Linked DNA regions of Homo sapiens: region 1 is linked to region 2. Evidence: chromatin contacts called from ENCODE Hi-C or POLR2A ChIA-PET data. All regions are on one chromosome and are shown on one strand. The core of a region is the stretch at or near the end of the contact, and the rest is flanking DNA. Distances in the headings are between cores, read along the strand shown.

Region 1 (4,552 bases), core at 26-2,525, 110 kb before region 2:
CCTGGGCAAGAGCGAGACTCCGTCTCAAAAAAAAAAATAAATAAATAAAGGACCAGCCTCGACTGACAGTCGGCACTCCGCAGGCATCCTCCACAATCCTCTCTCCTCTCTGCCTCTTGCCCTACAACCTGGCCATGCCATGATTCCTCCCTACCTGTCCTCCTCTGTGGACTTCATGACCACGCTCTGTCCTATGAGGCTGGACCAGGGTCATGTTCACTCACTTCTCTCCCCTCCCTGCCATTTGTTCCACTCCCCAACTTGTTCTCCACGCATCGATCTCAATGGAGCAACAGCAATCAGATGATGAAAATAAATAATGGTGGCCAGTCTTCAAATGGATCCCCTTTTCAATCCCGCACTATCCATCTGCTGCCTTCTCATCAGCCCTCTGCCCCAGTTTCTTTCCCTTCTCAAACTGGACAAGCACCGTACTCCGTGAAGATGTGTGCAGCCTGTTCCCATGCCCTGAACACCATCCCTTCAAGCTCCTCTGGCTGCTCCCTGCTCAGGTCTCAGAAAAGGAGAGCTGGGCAACCCTCCCAGGGAGCCGCCCGCCTGTGTAACTTTCAGTACCAGCCTGTTTGCTTTCTTGAGATAATTAGCTACAACGGCCACTTTAAAACAATGGTCTTCTTATTTTGTTTTTTGTTTTCACCCTAAACTTTATAAAGTCAGAAATCGTAAGTCCTTGAGCATCCACAGCCACTCAAGGACGAACCTTTGCTGAATGCCTCAAGCAGAGAGGGGGAGGCTGAGTCTCTGTTTCGAAGGTGAAAACACAACGGTTTTTATCAGCCCTGTTTTATGCGACAATCCCAGGTCGAATCTGGATCAATGCAATGACTTCCTTTGCATGGACCTATGTTTTGTTCGTGCATTCATCTGTGCAGCTGGGAACCCGCAGCTCTGTTCACTGGCATGGGGATGCCTCGGGGAATGGCAGGGCAGAGCCACAAAAAGCCAGCCTCACCACGCGGCCTGTTGCTCTTAGCCACCATGCCCATCATAGCCTGTGGCAGGAGATGTTGGGGTCCCCCCCCCCGACCCCTTTCAGGAAAACAGAGTTTGTGGAGGCGGAGTACTTCCCAGGCCTGACTGATAAAACAATTCAAAAGACTCAAAGAGATTCCTCGCCTGTCCCGTCCCTTGAAGGGCCTTGAACACGGGGTCCTTCCGCTTGGCTCCTAGCCCGTCCCTCTCCCCTTACCAGGAAAGGATCCTCCCCATCTCTGCAGAAGCCTGACCATCCCCCTAGAGGGCCTGGGAGGAAGTGGGTTTTGCATACAGTCCCTGTTGACTCTAGTGCCCCCTGCTGGCCCCAGACGCGAGTTCCGGCGAGGCTTCAGGGTACAGCTCCCCCGCAGCCAGAAGCCGGGCCTGCAGCGCCTCAGCACCGCTCCGGGACACCCCACCCGCTTCCCAGGCGTGACCTGTCAACAGGTCTGTATTGGCGACAAAAGGAGCAGCCCTGAATGTAGGGAAAGCAGGGCGGAGTCCTCTGCAGGCTCGGGGGAGGGGAGGGGCGTGAATGCGTGGATTTCTGTGGAGAGTGGAAACACGGGGAGTCGAGGGGAGCATGCGCGGGCCTCAGAAAGTTCTGGGAAACCGACTCCCGGGAGCAGGGAGGAACGCGCGCTCCAGAGAGTAAGTTAATTGAATCCCGGGGGGTGGTCTCTTCAGCCCGGGGGGTTACAGAAGTAGGTAAATCCAGAGATTACCCAGCCAAGGCCAGGGGCATCTTTTCTAGACTTGCGGGGCGGGGTGGGGCGAGAACTTGAGCTCAGGGGACCCTGGAACCGGCCCCTGCACCCCGCATCCCACTGAAGAAAAGGGAGGTCGCCAGAAGCACAGACCCAGGACAGAGTCCAGACTTGGACGTCTCCGTGATCCCAGAACACCCCGTCCCACACTCCCAGTCAGCCCCCCGCCTCCCCACTGCCTCTCCATTCGCCCACCGCACCCCCTTTTTCCACCCTGCCCCCACCCTACTGTCTGGTGGGAAAGGCCGCAGCCATCACGTATTCACCCATCCCCACCCCTCACCCCCCACCTTCTGACTTTCTTTCCACATCCCCACCCCCTCCCCCACTCTCTGCCTCTTTTCCCTCCCCCTCCCCAACCCTTTGTTTTTCTTACACATCCCCACCCCTCCCCCAACCTCTGTCTTCTCTCATCCCCACCCCCACCCTGTTTCCCTTCCCCCATTCCCGCCCTGGCCCGCCTTCTGTCTCCCTTCCCCCATCCCCACCCCTCCCCCCCTTCTGTCTCCCTTCCCCCATCCCCACCCCTCCCCCGCCTTGTCTACCTTCCGCCATCCTCACCCCTCCCCCACCCTGTCTCCCTTCCCCCACCCCACCCCTCCCCCACCCTCTGTCTCCGTTCCTAATCCCCACGCCTCCACCACTCTTTGTTTCCCTTCCCCCATCCCGACCCCCCACCCCACCCTGTGTTCCTTCCTCCATCCCCCCCCACTGTCTTTCTTCTCGGTTCCCCACCCTGTCTCCCTTCCCGCATGCCCACCCCTCCCCCACCCTGTCTCCCTTCCCCCATGCCCACCCCTCCCCCACCCTGTCTCCCTTTCCCCATGCCCACCCCTCCCCCACCCTGTCTTCCTTCCCCCATGCCCACCCCTCCCCCACCCTGTCTTCCTTCCCCCATTCCTAACCCTCCTCCCGCCCCCCCTTCCCCACCCCCATCTCCCCTCCTTCCCCACCCCCATCTCCTCCCCACCCCCAGCCTCCTCTGCTCTCCAACTTCCTCTCCCCTTTTCCCCTCCTCCTGCTCCCTTCTCCTCTGCTCCTCCCCCCACTGCCCCTCCCCCACTGCCCCTCCTCCTCCCAGTCTTTGAAAACAAGCCCCTCTCGACTCTCTGGGCGACCTCACTGGATCTCGTGAGATTTTGCCCTGGAAGGACTGAGAAACGGGGATTGGTCAGACCAGGCTGCCCAGCCCCCCGGTCCCCACCGCCGCCCCCCCCGCCCCACGCAGCGGCTAGGGCGCTTAGCTGAGCCATTGTCTCGTTCTTTCCTTCCAGCAACTTCGCGGTGTGGTGAACTCTCTGAGGAAAAACGTAAGTTCGAGCCCTGATTCCTCCGCTTCCCCGCAGGGTGACCTTGGGCTTGTGCCCCCAGCACCACCCCTGTCCCGGGTCCCTGTTTTCTCTCTGGAAATGGGTTGAAGACCAAAGAAAATAATGTGCGCCACTTGGGTCACCCCGGGCCGCCTGCCCCGGAAAATTGGCCCCAGTTGAGGAGTTGTGGCTGTAAGGATGCCTTGAACCGAGGCGGCGGTGCTCGTGGTTGGAGCTCTCCAGGGTGGGTGCGCATTTGTAATGCGGTGGATGCTCTGGGACTCGGCCCCTCTGAAGGTGCTGGGGGTTGGGGACGGCCCAGGCAGTGGCGTAGGCGTCCTAGGAAGGCGGGAGCAGAGGCAGAAATGTCGCTGCAAGACCGTAGTCAGGGTCCTTGACCACAGGGGTCACTTGTGACCAACCACATGGTCTGTTGTTCCTCCTGCCCCCTGGTTCAGCCCAGGAAACACTGGTGCTCAGGTTTGGAGCCAGAGATTTGCACTGAAAGGGCGGGATTGAGTCGCCAGTTGTCAGTTTCCTCAGCAGTATTTGCGGAGGTTTTCACAGGAGGCCGTTGCTTCGTAAATATTATACATGTATTCTTCTTTTTGGAGCATTTTGATTATTACTCTCAGACGTGCGTGGCAACAAGTGACTGAGACCTAGAAATCCAAGCGTTGGAGGTCCTGAGGCCAGCCTAAGTCGCTTCAAAATGGAACGAAGGCGTTTGTGGGTAAGAAGGTCCCCTGAGCTGTCTGAGGTGCTCAGAGAAGCCCTGTTCCCCTCTGTCCTTGTCACTCGAGCCAGATGGGAGCTGCATCCTGAGGTCCCTCACAGTAGACGAAGAGGCAGGAGCCGCTTTTATTGTTTCTGGTCATTTCCACAAAAGAGCATTTCACTTCCCGTGCTGTCTTTGTATGAGAGTCAACCCTAGGGTCGGGCACGGTGGCTCATGCCTGTAATCCCAGCACTTTGGGAGGCTGAGGCGGGCGGATCACCAGGTCAGGAGATTGAGACCATTCCTGGCTAACACTGTGAAACCCCGCGTCTACTAAAAGTACAGAAAGTTAGCCGGGCGTGGTGGCATGCACCTGTAGTCCCAGCTACTCAAGTGGCTGAGGCAGGAGAATCGCTTGAACCCAGGAGGCGAAGGTTGCAGTAAGCCAAGATCATGCCACTGCACTCCAGCCTGGCGACAGAGCGAGACTCCGTCTCCAAAAATAAAAATTAACCCTAGGCCAGGCATGGTGGCTCATGCATGTAATCCCAATCCCAGTACCATGGGAGGCCGAGGTGGGCAGATCACCTGAGGTCAGGAGTTCGAGACTAGCCTGGCCAAAATGGTGAAATCCTGTCTTTACTAAAAATAGAAAAAAAATTAGCTGGGCGTGGTGGCCCACATCTGTAGTCCCAGCTACTTGGGAGGCTGAGACAGGAGCAGGAGAATCGCTTGAACCCAGGAGGTGGAGGTTGCAGTGA
Region 2 (4,498 bases), core at 1,775-4,274:
CAAGAGCACACCAAACAAAGGAGGGAAGGGGTTTTCATCCCTAACGTGGTTAGTCCCTGCTTCTGTGTCCTGTCCCCATTGGCTGGAGTTGGACCACACAATCTAAACTGACCTGATTGGCTACTGTTTAAAATTGAGTATGGCTAATTAGGTGGGAAGGGAGAGGCAGTCCATTATGGTACAAGGTATGTTTGGGCATGTCAGGGCGTGGCAAATGTGGGAAGGGTAGTTTTGTGGGAGGGGCAGTTTACAGAATGGGTAGCAAGGAGTAAAAGAGGACTCTTTCTAAATAAGGAGGAGATGTGAGTTACAGATTGGGACTGGTGGGAGAAGTTGTTTACAGAGCAGGTAGCTTAGGAGAAGGGACAAGGAAGTTCATCTCGAGAACAAAGAACAATGAAGTCAGAAATTAAACCTTTGAAGAGGTACTTACTGTGTCTGACAGATTCACTGGAAATACAGAGAATTCTGGAAATACAGAGAAATACAGATTCTCCTGGAAAGGAGAAGAAGAAGGTGCTGGCTGAGGTGAAAAAACAGAATCAATCAACTTCGGGCTTCTTCAGTTCTAAGCATATCTGAGAGGTTCAAGAAAGAGATAAAAGTATGAGTGTCAACTTCAAGGACAGATGCAGAAAAAATGCCAATGAGTTTCCTGTTATAAAGCCCTTGATAATTAACTCAAGAGATTAGAGGGGAGAAGTGGGTGGTAGCAAAGGGAAAGAGAACAAAGAAGGGAATTCAGGAATCAGAGATGTGGAAGGGGAGAGGGTAAGGATGGGCCACATTATAGGAAAGGCTGAAGGAGGAGCCAGTAAGAGTGTTGGACAGGAGCCAGAGGGAAGGTCAGGTTTGTTGTTTGTTTGCTTTTGTTTTTGCTCTCAAAGAAAGGGGAGCCTTTCCTAGCTTTGCAGCTGTCCTCCCTGGTCATCTCCCTCCATGGAGTGTGGGGTTCTTCTATCATGCAAGCTGGTAAATTCCCTATGTCAGAGATTTCTCCTAGGTTCTTGCCTGCCAAGGATTCTCCTTATTTGATACTAGTCTTATGGATATGTTGTCGTTTTTCTTATTATTATTAGAGACAAGGTCTCACTCTGTTACCCAGGCTCAAGTGCAGTGGCATGATCATAGCTCACTGCAGGTTTGAACTCCTGGGCTGAAGCTCTCCTCCTGCCTCAGCCTCCTTAGTACTTAGGGCTACAAGCATACAGCACTATGCCTGGCTAATTCATTTTTTATTATTTAAAAAAAACTATAGAGAAAATATCTTGCTATGTTGCTCTTGGCTGGTTTCAAACTCCTGGCTTCGAGTAATCTTTTTGCCTCAGCTTCCCAAAGTGCTAAGATTACACATATGAGCCTCCACTGCTGGCTGGACTTGTTATTATTCAAATATATATGTGGATTTTGTGTGGCAGGCACATGTGAGAAATGCAGAGATTGTGTCCTCACTCCAGACCCACTGAATAAGAATCTGCATTTTATAAAATCCCCAGATAATTTGTATGCACAATAGAGTTTGGGAAGTACTGTTCTAACACATGCATGGAGACATTGACGTAGTTTTCAATATAAGTTGTTCCTCGTACCTGAATCTATTATGCTCCAGCAAACATGAGCAGGAAATTCTTGTTTCTCTATTTTCTGCATTGTGAAGTCAGGCATAATGTACTCAAGGCTTTCCATAGAAAATTGCAGGCATTTTGTTTGACTTCACTAAATCCACAGAGAAGACCAGGAGCATTTTAATAATAGCCCAATGTCACATCTTTGTCTGACAAGCAATTTGAATTACCCCAAATTATAATTTTTCATTGGTATTCAAATAAAAATAAAATTAGCAACTACTCAAATATTTTACCCTTTCAAATAAATGGAAAACTACTTACATTAACATTAAATGACAGAGCAAAAAGCTGTATAAAACCAGAGGAATGAGCACAAGGTTTGATAACCATTGTGAAAATATTGACAACAAAAATGAGAGAATGCATCCAAATGAAGAAATGTACTTCTATTGATTATCTGGGATAAGGTAGCTTTGCAGAGAACTTGGTGATTTTTAATACTTTCTGATTCCACATAATAGGCATGTATTGCTTTGAAAGTAACTCAATAAAACAAACTTTAGAAATATACAAAAGTAGAGTTTCTTCTCTTTACTCTTAGCTCAGAAACCCCATACTTTGAAGATGCTTCTTTCTGGAGGAAATGCATTTAGCCTCAGCCTTTAGATCTGATCCAGCTGTTAGTGCTCCTTTTAGAATACAAAGCAATAAACTTCTGATTTTTTTTTTGATCCAGTTCTTCCCAGATCATTCTCACATTTCCTTCACTTCAGGGCTTAAGCAGGGATAGGAATCAATTCAGATCCTTTCCTTCCCCTTTCTATGGCTGGTCCACATGTAGGCTGCCTTGAGAGCTGGTGTGCGTGATCATATGATCTTCATATCACAAGGGCCTAGAGAGGTTTATGTCTCGGTTCCTCTTCTGAGTCTGTCACTGTGCCAAGCACGACTATGGTGCAGTAAGCAGTAGTACTCAGCTTCACCTCTCGGGCTGCACACCCAAGAGTGTCTGGGCAGCTTTGCTCCCAAGGACTGAGCCTGAGAACTGGGCAGGGGTCCAGGAGTGTTTGTTGCTTGCATGATAAATCAGTGTCCTGGGGGCTTGGCCAAGCTTCTGCTGGAACCAGTAAGGATAATGACCCCCATTGACTGCTCCAGTGCTGGAGCCATAGGTGAGAGTGACTGTCCCTCCTGGGGACACAGTCAGTGAGGGTTCCTGAGTCATCACAGCCTGAGAATTTGACCCTGAAACAAAAAACAGACACATGTTGGGAATTAGAAAGGGAGACACAGGAATCCCTCCAAAGGCTGGTATTTGAAATCTCTATTAACCTGGGCAGCAAGTGAGGAGGTACATGGGGAGAAGGAGAAGGAGAGGAGTCCAGGCCATGATGCTGATATTAGAAGGGACTCCTGGCTCCAGAGTCGGGGCTGGATTCTGATGGCTCTTTATGTCCTACTGAGCTCCCTATGTGGAGAGGGTGTGTTGTGTGGTACTTTATGCAAATCTTTACTACTTTTAGAACCACTCAGGTTCTTAGCCCTGAGGGCATCTACACTGTGAAGGGCCAGACCAGGGTGACTGTGTGCTGTGGATTTGCTGAGTGGGAGGAAGCAACTGCTCTAGCATTTTACATGAACCAGTGAGCAACTGTGCAGGGTTTATTAAGTTTGAACCTCTTGAGCTTCTTAAGATGCAGAAGACTCAGACTGCCCTGTGATGGCTTTCCTGGACTGAGAATGCCTGGCCTTTCACTTATTTAACAAAATAACAATTGATTTATCTTTTTGACATTACCATGGTATTTCCGAGGCCAATTCACACCCATTACTTGTCTATTCTTTGCTCATTCCTATTTGCACTACTTTTTCTTGCCATTGCTGAAATCCTGTCCCTGTGACTATAATTCAATTTTTGTATTACATGGTGTTAATTTTTATCTGAATGGTTTGAATGACTGAAGAAATTGTTTTAATGACCTACTGACTTTTTGAAACTGTTTATATTGAGCCTCATATTGGATAAACAGCTGTCTTAAGTGAGAATTTTAATAATAATTTACTTCAGAGAATTTTTAAAAAGAAAATAACCAAAGATTGAAGGTTTAAGTTTTATTGTTAATTCAATGGAAACTGAAGTGAGCCTTGAGGATGATCCACAAGGTCTACATAATAACCCCACTCTCACCCAGACCACCCCTTAAAAGCCCTCTGGACACCAAGCTTGGGTGAGCTTTCCTGGTTGGCTCACCCAGGAAATAGGTGTTTCATACACAGAATCACACATTGCTGTGAGCAAAATGAAGCACTGTCTATTTCTCCACTGGGAGAGGACAACTGGGTGCTTGTGCTTGGAATTCTCCTGAACTCTGCCCATGTGCCTCTTCCCTTGAATTATCTTAATCTGTATTATTTTGCTGTAAAAATTTGTATCAATAAATGTCACAGGTTTCAGGGAGTTATGTGAGTTTTTCTAGGGAATCATAAGAAGTGAAGGGCTGTTGGGGAGCCCTTAGGTTACAATTAGCGTCAGAATTGAGAGTACTCTTGGGAATCCTCAGACCTCACAGGTTCCAATCTCACATTATTCTTTTTTTTTTAACTTCAAAGAAAGCTTTAATTTGGGAAGAGTTTCTCATTTTGTTAAAGCTGCAAACAGACTTCTTATACAATTACACTTCTAGAAGTCTAGTAGTTTCAGAGATCTCAGTGTTCAAAGGTATATTTCCAAATCAGTAATAGAACCAAACCCACAGCAAAAGGAAATCACTTTTAGATTGGTTTGGAATGTACAACCATTGATTTTAGGTGTTCTCAGAAACAGCTTCACCACTTCTTTGGAAAACAGGTGGCATGGAGTCAGTGTCCACAGAAGAAAATGTCTTTAAATATGTTAGTTACCTGGACAAGATTATTCACTCCTTAGAAAA

Evidence for each region. A loop is a pair of places that touch in the nucleus more often than their neighbours do. ChIA-PET counts read pairs that join two places held with the same protein, here RNA polymerase II (POLR2A). Pooled maps may share reads with other maps.
Region 1: a pooled map shows a loop between it and region 2 (2.0-fold over the local background). The contact joins the promoter of LL22NC03-63E9.3 here to the enhancer-like site in region 2. A Hi-C loop is called at or near these places in 6 of 168 maps with a recorded cell type or tissue (Caco-2, HepG2, K562 and 2 more), 17 of 37 single-sample maps with no recorded cell type and 13 of 50 pooled maps. POLR2A ChIA-PET finds 5 or more read pairs at or near these places in 2 of 52 experiments (A549 and K562).

Annotation. Positions count from the first base shown.
Region 1 is chr22:22,556,066-22,560,617 of GRCh38, reverse strand. LL22NC03-63E9.3 (a long non-coding RNA gene) reads right to left here and starts at 1,275. Exons shown (of 3, transcript NR_027426.2): 1 at 1,211-1,275. PRAME (PRAME nuclear receptor transcriptional regulator) reads left to right here and starts at 1,353. Exons shown (of 6, transcript NM_206956.3): 1 at 1,353-1,647; 2 at 3,038-3,073; 3 at 3,709-3,806. The coding sequence starts at 3,786. It also overlaps IGL. RefSeq lists an enhancer at 1,142-1,436.
Region 2 is chr22:22,448,662-22,453,159 of GRCh38, reverse strand. It overlaps IGL, the pseudogene ASH2LP4 and the pseudogene IGLV7-35. Among named protein-coding and RNA genes, the nearest start is that of ZNF280B, 58 kb to the left of the region's middle. Within about 2 kb of position 3,024, at least 2 of the 41 ENCODE cell types and tissues checked have a DNase peak (open chromatin) inside an H3K27ac peak, as active enhancers do.